2 separate regions of the Homo sapiens genome follow, and region 1 is linked to region 2. A link is a loop called in an ENCODE intact Hi-C map of the cell type or tissue named here. Cell type or tissue: Calu3. All regions are shown on one strand. Each heading gives the region's core, and the rest is flanking DNA. Links, peaks and the distances in the headings are about the cores only.

Region 1 (5,391 bases), core at 124-5,123, 1.9 Mb before region 2:
TGATGCATCCATCACAAATGCGAACAGCGGTTGATACGTCTGAGGAAAAGTCCATGTGTCCTGGAGAGTCTATCAGATTAATCAGGTACTCCTCATTACCTAAAATACAATTTGTAAACACACATTTTCAGTTGTGCAGGTATACAATGTTCTTCCTCAGGCATTCTAGAATAAGAAAGCTGAAAGCTTCTAAGAAAAAACTGAGCAGAGCTAAAGGAGTCAAACACTCAGTCAAGAGCTATCATTCCAACTTTTCCCACTGATGGGACTACTGATTCCAAATAGCATCTATATAAAATGTTAAAGGACTTTAATATTCTAATAGTTACCACTTAAGAGCTTAGTAGGAGCCAGCCACTGTGATACTCACTTTTAATGTGCTAATCACATATTATTGAATCCTTACAATATCCCTGTGAGATACATATTACTATTCTCCTTTTACAGTTTAGGAAATTGAAACTGAAAGAAATCAATGCCCAAGAACCTGACAGTAAAAGCTGTTCAAAGGAACAACAAAGCAGTTGGCCAAGTTCTTCCCTACAATTTATCAAAGAGCAGTGTATGAATCGGCTCAATCAAGATTTAGATTTAGACTCAGTTCTACAAAATATGTAGATTTAGACTTAATGCTACAAAAGATTTAGACTCAATTCTACCACAACTTAAGGAGCAGTTACTATGTGCCAAGCAGTGCACTATGTGCTCTCCCATTAATATCTCCTTCAATAGTCTCAACAGACAAATGTATTAAACTTATAGTAGGGTGATGGCACATCCTGAGTTGTCTGGTTTTAGCACTGAAATTCCTACATCCAATCAAAGCCCTTAGTCCCAGGCAAACAAGAAAAAAAAAGATCATCTTAGGTTATAAAGAGTTATCATTAAACATAACTTAGTATACCATGCAGAAAATTAGTTAATACTTTAGAATTCTGTACTCATTCCCCATTATTGATAAATTTGATATAATTCTCTTTTAAAGGCAGAATAACTATTAGAATGCTCAAAGATATACTTTACTTTTGCTCCTCCCCTTAACTCAGTGTTTATCAACTTGAATGCACTCAAGAATGACTACAGGGTTGAGTATCCTTTATCTGAAATCCAAAATGCTCCAATGAGCATTTCCTTTTTGTGCCATGTTGGTATTTGAAGAGTTTTGAATTTTGGAGCATTTCAGATTTTGGATTTTCAGATTTGGGATGCTCAACCTGCAATTTATGGGCCATTTAAAGGATTTTCCCCCAATATAATTTTAATGACTTCGCTTGTGCCCTAGGTGATACTGATGATAAACACCACCACAACAATAACCACAACCAGCGCTTAACATCTGTGGACTGCCTATTCATGGCTGGCATTGTTCTAAGCATAATACAGAAATTATCTGATGTTTACTTACAACAATCCCCTGTAGTAGTTACAACTATTAGCCCAATTTTATATAGCAGGTAACTAAGGCACAGAAAAGTTAAGTATTTTTCTCAAGGACATCCAGCTAGAATCCAATTCTGAGGTTGACTAAGATCACACAATTCAAAATGATAGAGCATAAGTTCAAATCCACTTAACTCCAAAGACCATACCTCTAACCACTACACTCAGAAGGCAGTAACTTTCACCTCACATGCCAAGATTCCACTGCTAATGAATTCCTAAAACACTGGGTGAAGCATTCCCAAGTGTACTGAGGCTCAGTGGGAAAGACTGCCATCAGTTAGCAACAGACTGCCTTCTTCAGTACCACTCCTCCCCGCTGCCTCCTGGTCTTTTCATGCAAACTGCTTTATGAGGAACCATTGCTCTGCTGAAACCACCAGAGAAGGCTCCAACCAGAGAAGACCATGGAGATATCCAGTGAAAATCCAAGAAGTCAAATAACCAGAGCCCTGGAGCAATGGCCCACTGGACCTCAATCGAGCCTTTCACTGTCAGATCTCACACCAGTTCTCCTAGTCAACATTTTCGATAAGTATCGTGATCTCAACCAAGTACACCAGAGAAAAAGGAGCATGTCTAGTAGTGGTCTAGGGTCCTATCATACAAAATTAAAGCTGTGAGATTCTTAGAATCACTCAGCATTTTCTCAGCCTAAGCCTTTATTCCATAGAAAAACATGCTAACGCCCTCAAAAGGTAAGAGACTGACCCAAGGTCCCAAAAGAAGCAAGCCAGAAATACACCCAGGGCTATCGAACCATCTTAGTCACTTCTCGGGTCTTAGATTCCTTCATACTTTGCAACTGGGGAAACAACACTTGCCTATTCATCTGGCTAAACTCCAGACTTTAGAGTGGGAGAACTTCAAGCACTTTTCCATCCTTTGTGATACGACCGGGACCTGATACTGAAGTTTCAGAGACTGGGTCTCCAGTCAAGTTCTTTACAGAGTCTAAAAATGCACTCGTACAGACATTTCAGGCTTCCTATACAACAGTGCTCTTACCTTTTATTGGAGTTACAGACCTTTTAGGGAATAGTCAGAAAAACGAATACCTATCTACTTATCTATGCTCCCCTAAGTACGCGTCCATTTCCAGATTCTTTGAAATTCATTCAGGAAGGGCAGGTTCAGATCTAGAGAGGAACTGAAAGCTAATGATACACCAAGTGTTTCCACCTGAAAATCTACATCCTCAAAACTAAGTGTCTGATCAAATAATACAGCTGACAAATACAGCCAGCCTTGGAGCTCACATCACACATACATACTAAAGGTTCAGAGAAGCCCTGTGAGAAGTCTGTCCAACTCTGTTTAACCTGGAGTTTCTCAAATGTATTCAATGGTGAGAAAGAGGAAATGCCATGGTCAGTTACACAGCTGACAAAGGCTTGGCTCTGAGCCAGGCCTCCCAATTCCTCTTTCAACGCCTTTTTCATCTTAACCCTTTCCAAACAACTTTAACCTAAATTTCAAAGGTTGGGGAAAGAAGTCCCATATCCATTAGAGAAAAAAAGTCCACAAGCACAGCTCTTCTGCTGTGACTTCAGCCACATTATGTCTCTTTAAAAAATGCCATTTACCACTTTTGTGTATGTGTGATCAAATTAAAAAATACATAAAAACAATTACAGGGCTTATCATGCTAGATATTATTATTATTGCTAGTGGAAATTATTTAAAAAGTAGAAAATGCATAACACTTTTCAGGAGACAAAATTTTTTAAGCATGCTAAATGATCTTTCTGATTTGTAACAAAGTCCTGAAGCTACATATTGAACTAATCCCTGCAACAGCATTCAGGGACAGAATGCTGCTGCTTTACTTCCCAGGCATTCCAAACTAAACTGCTTCATTTCAAGGCACAGATCTAATCAGTCAAGCAACAATTCAATCTTTTTATATTCCAGGGAACTGAAAAAAAAATTGGAAGACCTGAAGTTAATTATGGGAGATATCTTCCAGACAATTTCTGCTGCTAATAGGGAGTTATGGGAAAAGAATTGCTCCCTTGCCCATGGTTTTAAAGTGCCATGGATAATTGTCTCACAGAAGGTGCACATTTGTCACTAGGACCTGCCAAAACATCTCTGTATTCAGTAAAACTTCATGTAAGGAGTTTAGTGTTCAACTTCCAAAACACTGGAAATGTTCACTAACGCATACATAGAAACCTGACGAGAGAAAACTTTCCATAAAATAAAAAAGAAACACTGAAGTTATGGAAGAAGATCTGAACCTCCTGAAAGTGTCCTTTATGTTTCAGTGTATGGTAGAGTATTTTGCCTGACAACGAAAATAACAGAAATACAGGCAGAACCTGAGTTATCTGAAGACATGTTCCTAAATTCCTTATGTATGAACTTATAACTATTATATACATAAGTTGTACACCAACTGTAACCAAAAGTCTCCCTCCACAGGAAATACCACTTTTATTTTTTAATTTTTTTTAAGATACGGGGTTTCACTGTAACATTCAGGCTGGATGCAGTGGCACAATCATAGCTCACTGCAGCCTCAAACTCCTGGGCTCAAGCGATCCTCCTGCCTCAGCCTCCAGAGTAGCAGGGACTGCAGGCACACAAGGGTAATTTTTATTTTATTTTTTGTAGAGATGGGGTTTCACTGTGTTGCCCCGGCAGGTCTCAAACTCCTGTCCTTAAGTGATCCTTCTGCCTCGGTCTCCCAAAGTGCCGGGATTACAGATGTGAGCCACTGAACCTGGTTACCTTTTATATCTTAATACTATGTTTTTACATTTTAAATCAATGTATAACTTTGTAAGTTATAAATCAACTAATATGGCTTATTTGACAGAATTGTAAAGCACAACTATAAAGCTGATACAGGTAACAGGATAACTATCTTTATGAGAAGACTGCCACAAGGAGAGGTGAAGGGTGGTTGACTCTGATGGTATGTGTCAAAACTGAGATGGGGTCAGGCACAGTGGCTCACACCAATAATCCAAGTGCTTTGGAAGGCCAAAACAGGAGGATCACTTGAGCCAAGACCAGCCTGGACAACATAACAAGACCGTCATCTCTATAAGAAATTTAAAAAATTAGCCAGGCATGGTGGCACATGCCTGTAGTCTTAGCTACTTGGGAGGCTGAGGCAGGAGGACTGCTTGAGTCTAGAAGTTCTGGGCTGCAGTGAGCTATGATCACCACTGCACTCCAGCCTGGGTGATAGAATGAGACTCTTGTCTTAAAAAAAAAAAAAAAAAGTGACAGGGGTTAGGAAAATGAGAGGAAAAATGATCTAGAAACAACTATGAATAGCAAACTGATTAAGTTTTCTTTTGCTGCACAAACCCAACCCGAAGACCTCTCCAGACCTTCCTCCAACATGAAACTAGACCACGTACAGAGCACTTCTGATTACATTTGGCCTCACCCGCTTTTGGTTTTTCTCAGTATGATGCCAGTCCACACCTGCCACCCAGTACTGTGGCCACACCCTGAACTCTGACATCACTGAGAACTTCTCCACCTTTGAAGGCCTGCTGTGTAGATAGTAAATCTAATAATTACACATCCACATTGTCTTGATTCCTTTGATCATTGGCAGTTTTGCTTGGAAGGGTATAAGAATAAGAACCAGAATAAGAAACCCTGGAGTAAAAAAAAGGTTGACACTTACTTATAATATCTCTATGCCTAGCATTACCCTGGAGAGTCATAGATCAAGGATCAATTTCACACTGCTAATGCACGTCATTAGTATAAGGTGCGGGTCATATCATCAGAGTAATTGAGAGAGTAATTGTAGTATAACTTTGACTAAGAAGCGGGAAGAGGAAACATGCAGAGGAATGTGGGGCTGAAAGAAGGATTTATGTATTTTTTAAGACAAGACAGACTTGAGCATGATTAAAAGCTGATGGTTACAAGCCAGTACAGAGGGACAGGTGGAAGATACTGAAGAAAAGATCATAAACA
Region 2 (5,391 bases), core at 296-5,295:
TATGATAGTTGTATGTTTAGTTTTTAAAGAAACTACCAAACTGTTTCCAGACGGACTGTACCATTTTATATTCTCACCAGCAGTGCATGCGTGAGTGATCCAGTTTCTCCAAATGTTCACGTTTGGTGTTGTCACCGTTTTCATTTTAGCAATTCTGTTGGGTGTGTACTAATATGATATTGTGGTTTTAATTTGCGTTTTCCTAACAGCTGGTTTACCTTGAACATCTTTTCATGTGCTGATTTGTCATCTGTAGGTCCTCTTGGGTGAAAAGTCTTTTCACATCCTTTCCCATTTTCTTAATGTGTTTTCTTCGTACTCCTGAATTTTGAGAGTTTTTTCTATTCTAAACAGTAGTCCTTTGTCTCATATGTGCTTTGCAAATATTTTCTCCCAGTCTGTAGTTTGACTTCATATCCTCTAACAGTGTCTTTCAAAATGAGCAACGTTTATTTTTTGTTTTTTGTTTTGTTTGTTTTGTTTTGTTTTTTGAGACAGAGTCTTGCCCTGTTGCCCAGGCTGGAGTGCAGTGACGCAATCTTGGCTCACTGCAACCTCCGCCTCCCAGGTTCAAGCGATTCTCCTGCCTCAGCCTCCTGAGTAGCTGGGACTACAGGTGTGCACCACCACTGCCAGCTAATTTTTGTGTTTCTTTTAGTAGAGACCAGGTTTCACCATGTTGTCCAGGCTGGTCTCAAACTCCTGACCTCAAGTGATCCGCCTCGGCCTCCCACAGTGCTGGGATTACAGGCATGAGCCACTGCTCCCAGCCATCAAAGTCCGCAAAGTTTTTAATTTGGCTGAAGTTTCGTTTATCATTTTTTCTTTTTATGGATCTTGATTTTAGAGTCAAGTTGAAGAACTCTTTGCCTAGCTCTAGATCCTAAAGATTGTCTCTCATTTTTTTCTATAAGTTTTGGTTTTACTTTTTACATTTAATCCATGACCCATTTTGAGTTAATTTTTGTATAAAGTGTGAGGCTTGGGTTAAGGTTTTCTTTTGGTGGGAGGAGAGGGCCTTTGGATTTCCATTTAGTCTAGAACGCTTTGTTGAAAAGGTTATCTATTCTCCATAGAATTGCTTTTGTGCCTTTGTCAAAATCACTTGGACATACTTGTGTGGGTCTGTTTCTGAGTGTTTTGTTCTGTTCCTTTAATCTATGTGTCTGTCTTTCCAACAGTACCACATAATTTTGATTAGTGTAGCTGCATAATAAGTCTTGAAATCAGGTAGATTATTTCTGTCCACATTATTTTTAATTTTCAAAATTTCTTTTGCTGTTCAAGGCCTTTGCCTTTCCATGTAAATTTTATAGTAATCTTACCTATATCTGCAAAAACATTTTGCTAGGATTTTGATGGAAATTGATTGGTAAACCTGTTAATTTGGGGAGAATTTTGACATCTTTGCTATGTTGAATTTTTTCTATTCCATGAACACTATGCCTCTCCTTTTATTTAAAATTTTTAAAAATTCTTTTATGAGCATTTTGTAGTTTTCAGCATCCAAGTGCTGTACATGTTGAGTTAGATTTACACTTAATTTTTCATTTTTCTGAATGATTATAAATGATATTTTTAATTTTGGTGTTAGCACATTCATCTAGTATATAGAAATACAATTAATTTTTGTATGTTGATCTTGTATACTGTCACCTTGCTGAACTCACTTGCAGTTCTTTGTAGATATTTTGGAATTTGCTATGAGACTATCATGTCTGCAAATAGGGGTTGTTGTATTTTTTTCCTTTTCTATCTGCATGCTGTTTTCTCTTTTGCTGATTGCACTGGCTAGAATTTCCAGCACTATATGACTGACATTGATGGGAGTGGGCATCCTTGCCTTGTTCTTGGTCTTAGGAGGAAAGCATTAAGCCTTTCACCGTTAGAAATAATGTTAGGACTGCAGGCTGTTTTTAGATGTCCTTTATCAAGTTGAGGAAGTCCCCTAATATTCTTATTTTTCTGAATGTCATTATTATGAATGTGTCAAGTTTTGTCACATACCTTTTCTGTATTAATTAATATATTTGTATGATTTTTCTTCTTTAGCTTGTTAATATGGTATATTACATTGATTGATGTTTTTTAATATTGAGCCAGTCTTGCATTTCTTTATAGATTTTATATACAATTGATTTTTAACTTTAACTTTATTCTTGAGTAAATTCAAATGTATACCACAAAGGGATCCCACCTTATTCCTTAGCTCAGTTTATTTCATGTCAGTTTTTTGTTTATCTTCTTAAAGTTATTTGTACATAGATGAACAAATATATTTATATCAACTTTGATACCAACAGTAGCAAAAGTTAGTCTAGCTTTATTGAGGATGTACATATGCTAAATATTGAGTTACTCACTTTATTTAAATTATTTCACCAAATTCTGACAACACTCCTTTGAAACAGATATTACTATCTATTATCTAAGTCTCAAGAACATTAAGTAACTTTTGTTCAGCATCACTCAGCTGCTAAGAGGCAGAGTTGATATTAAGATTAAAGTCTGCCTGAGTCTGAAGCCTGTGTTTTCTTGACATGGTTCTTCTCTTGGTGTCTTCCCTATGGGGTATAAGGATCCTTATTTCTTCTTATTGCCTCTCCCGAATTTGCACATGCTGAGGCCATGTTAACAGTGACATTGGATTTCAGAATGGAGTAGGTAATTGATCACATTTTTTAAACTGCAACAGTTTCTGACTTGTGGAATCAAAAAATCCAAATGTAGTTAAAAGATTATTACTTTGAGAAAAATGTCTGTGGTTTGGATAAATAGTAGTGGGACCATAACTGTAGTTAACTTTAGTTGTGGGCTTGATATTGCATGTAATTTGCAGGGATCATAGAACTAGAAATGATGCACTAGGAGAAAACAGAGTCTCTTCATGAAATTTATATCAGTATGACTTAGAATTGGAAAGAAAGAAAGGATCAGGAGCTGACTAGAATGCAAGGCTTGGGTGTAGCCTAACAAATCTCTGGCTCCGTTTTTTAAAATGTATTTTCCTTTTTACAGGAACTTGTTCTCCAATTTCCCTTTGACCAGATTTTGTCTTGGGCAGGGCAGTGTAATATAATATCATAATTTTCTGTTTGTAATAAATTATAGATATCTTAGTCCATTTGATGCCCGAAAGATGATACTAGAGCTAAATAAATTGAAGTAATGCATATATGATGAAAATAGAAATTGTGAACCTGCTGAGAATTTGTACTTTTCATATATGGTTGATGGGTTGTCATTATCACCTTTCTAGGCCTCAGTTTACTTATCTGAAAAAACAAGAATATTGGGCTAAGATGATTTCAAGACTTTCTTTAGATTCATTCACAGTGATTCATTCAGTCATATAATACGGTCGTACTTGTTGATTTCCTGATTTGTGAGCATTCTGCTAATAAGCCACAAGATGGGAGGCTTGTCCCTTTCTTACATTGATTTTCATAAGTAATTCAATGTTTTATGCTAATTTTAGTCTAAATCACACAAATTGGGGGAAGTTTATTGTGGAAGGACAGGGAATAGGGAGAAAGTTGAATGGATAGAATAAGGGTAATTTACATAGCCCTTACTTTTGACATTTTTAGATACTATCAGCCAATAAATGAATGTTCCCCTGTATTAGACAAGGTCAGATTTAGAGATTGGCTACTGTCTGTTCTCAACAAGTTGATATGTGAATTTATGGGAAAGTAGTGGTGGAAATGAAAGCACCAGAGACTTTTTCCTTCCCCTTTTCCTCTAAAATGTCAGTGAATAGGCCAAGTTGACAGCTGCATGTGTCACAAAAGGTGGAAAATGAGCACATTCCAGAATTTGCAAGATGGTTCTATAAACTCTGCAGTGGGAAAGGATTAAGAAGTGTGACTAGAGGCTGAACCTAGGTCTTCTCCCGAAATCTATCCTGTTAATTGATGTTAATCTGGGAGAGTCTGCTCTGAAAAGCAGAAGCATATTGACTTGGATGGGTAGCATCAAGAATCTAAGTTCTTGTTTTAGATACATAGAACTGAGTCCTCAACCTTATAGAAGAGGGACAGGAGAGAAGAGAAATGAAAAGCCCTTTGTAATAGATTTACTTGTCTTTGTGTAACTGAGTATTAGAATTCTGTAATTAACATTAATCTACTGGGTAGCTTGGAGGGCAAAAGGGTGTGTGTGGCTCAGTAATTTCATACTTGACTGAGTTGTCATTCAGGAAGATAGGCAATGAATAGATCAGTAGTCTTGGAATATAAATCTTTCTGCAGGTCTCTTAGAATCTTGCTTGCAGTTACTCTGTAGAGGAAATGAATTAAAATAGAATTCAAGAATGGGGAAGTGCTAGAAATTGTCAGTGTTTAAAAATTGTAACTAATGACAAAAATAAATAAAAACACTAGCAGTAATGTCGAATGGGTTGATGTTAAGCAAATTTTGTAGTAACTACGGGATAAAAAAGAATGAAAAGGATAAGCAACAAGATTTTTGAAAGATTTGTGTACCCGTATGTGTACACATGTGTGAATATTTAATATGGTGGACTAGAAGAGCCTAGCCTAAGCAAATGGGCAAATGTCTTACTATAATTTATGATTTTGATAGAGGTTTTAGAGTGTTTATTTATAAAAATCTTTAAGTTTACCACTTTCAGAATTAAGAGCAGGATATTTATCTGACATATTATAAAAGATAAAATAATGTATAATACAGTCTGGGTAACACAAATCAACATTTAAAAAAAAATCCTGGAAGAATAGAAACCACACCAGAAATCTAACTGATCAAAACAGTTGTACCAATAAATGATTATACCAATAAATGTATGAAATCCCCTACTAAGGAGATATTTTTTAGAAAGGAAATTTTATTAAAAAAATAAATCCATAAGTTTGCTACATAAAAGAGATAAACTTAAAGCATAATGGACAGAGGCTAAATACCAAAGCTTTAGCTCAGATTATGTCAACCAAATGTGAATGAAAAGAGAGGTTTGGCAATATTAACAATAAAATAGGATTTATGGTAAATGAATTATGGCATAAGGATCATTTTCATATAGATAATTGACACATTTACTAGTGAAGAGATTAACTATCAATTATCATAACAACAAAGTGCATGAGGCAAAAATAGAACTATAAGTAGAACTCTGTAGGCACATGGTTTGGGGGCGATTTTCACAGGTTAGTAGACAGGAACATGAACCATATGAATAGAATAATTAAAGTCAGAATTTAAGTGTCAGTGAAGGATATACAAAAATTGGTCCTATATCAGGTGAAAAAATAATTCAAATTTAAAAGAAAGAAAATGTCACAGGTTTCATGTATTCATCGCTCAGTCATTATCTCTGGTTTTAACCATCTAAGAATAGACCCAAGTCGCCAATATGGAGAGCAAAGCTTC

The links. Hi-C counts contacts between places; a loop is a spot of excess contacts. Peaks named below come from ENCODE experiments on the same cell type or tissue, not always from the same donor. Only the 100,000 strongest peaks of a DNase experiment are listed, where the experiment ranks them.
Region 1: a loop joins it to region 2, with 15 times the contacts of the local background. A loop is called at or near these places in 1 of 110 quality-filtered maps.

What each region holds. Positions count from the first base shown.
Region 1 is chr15:84,096,739-84,102,129 of GRCh38, reverse strand. It overlaps the pseudogene EFL1P1. Among named protein-coding and RNA genes, the nearest start is that of GOLGA6L4, 140 kb to the left of the region's middle. In Calu3, for the core only: no CTCF peak of the experiment used is centred there; a DNase peak (open chromatin) is centred at 2,819.
Region 2 is chr15:82,232,243-82,237,633 of GRCh38, reverse strand. The region is part of intron 7 of EFL1 (elongation factor like GTPase 1); the gene reads left to right. Among named protein-coding and RNA genes, the nearest start is that of EFL1, 28 kb to the left of the region's middle. In Calu3, for the core only: no CTCF peak of the experiment used is centred there; no DNase peak of the experiment used is centred there.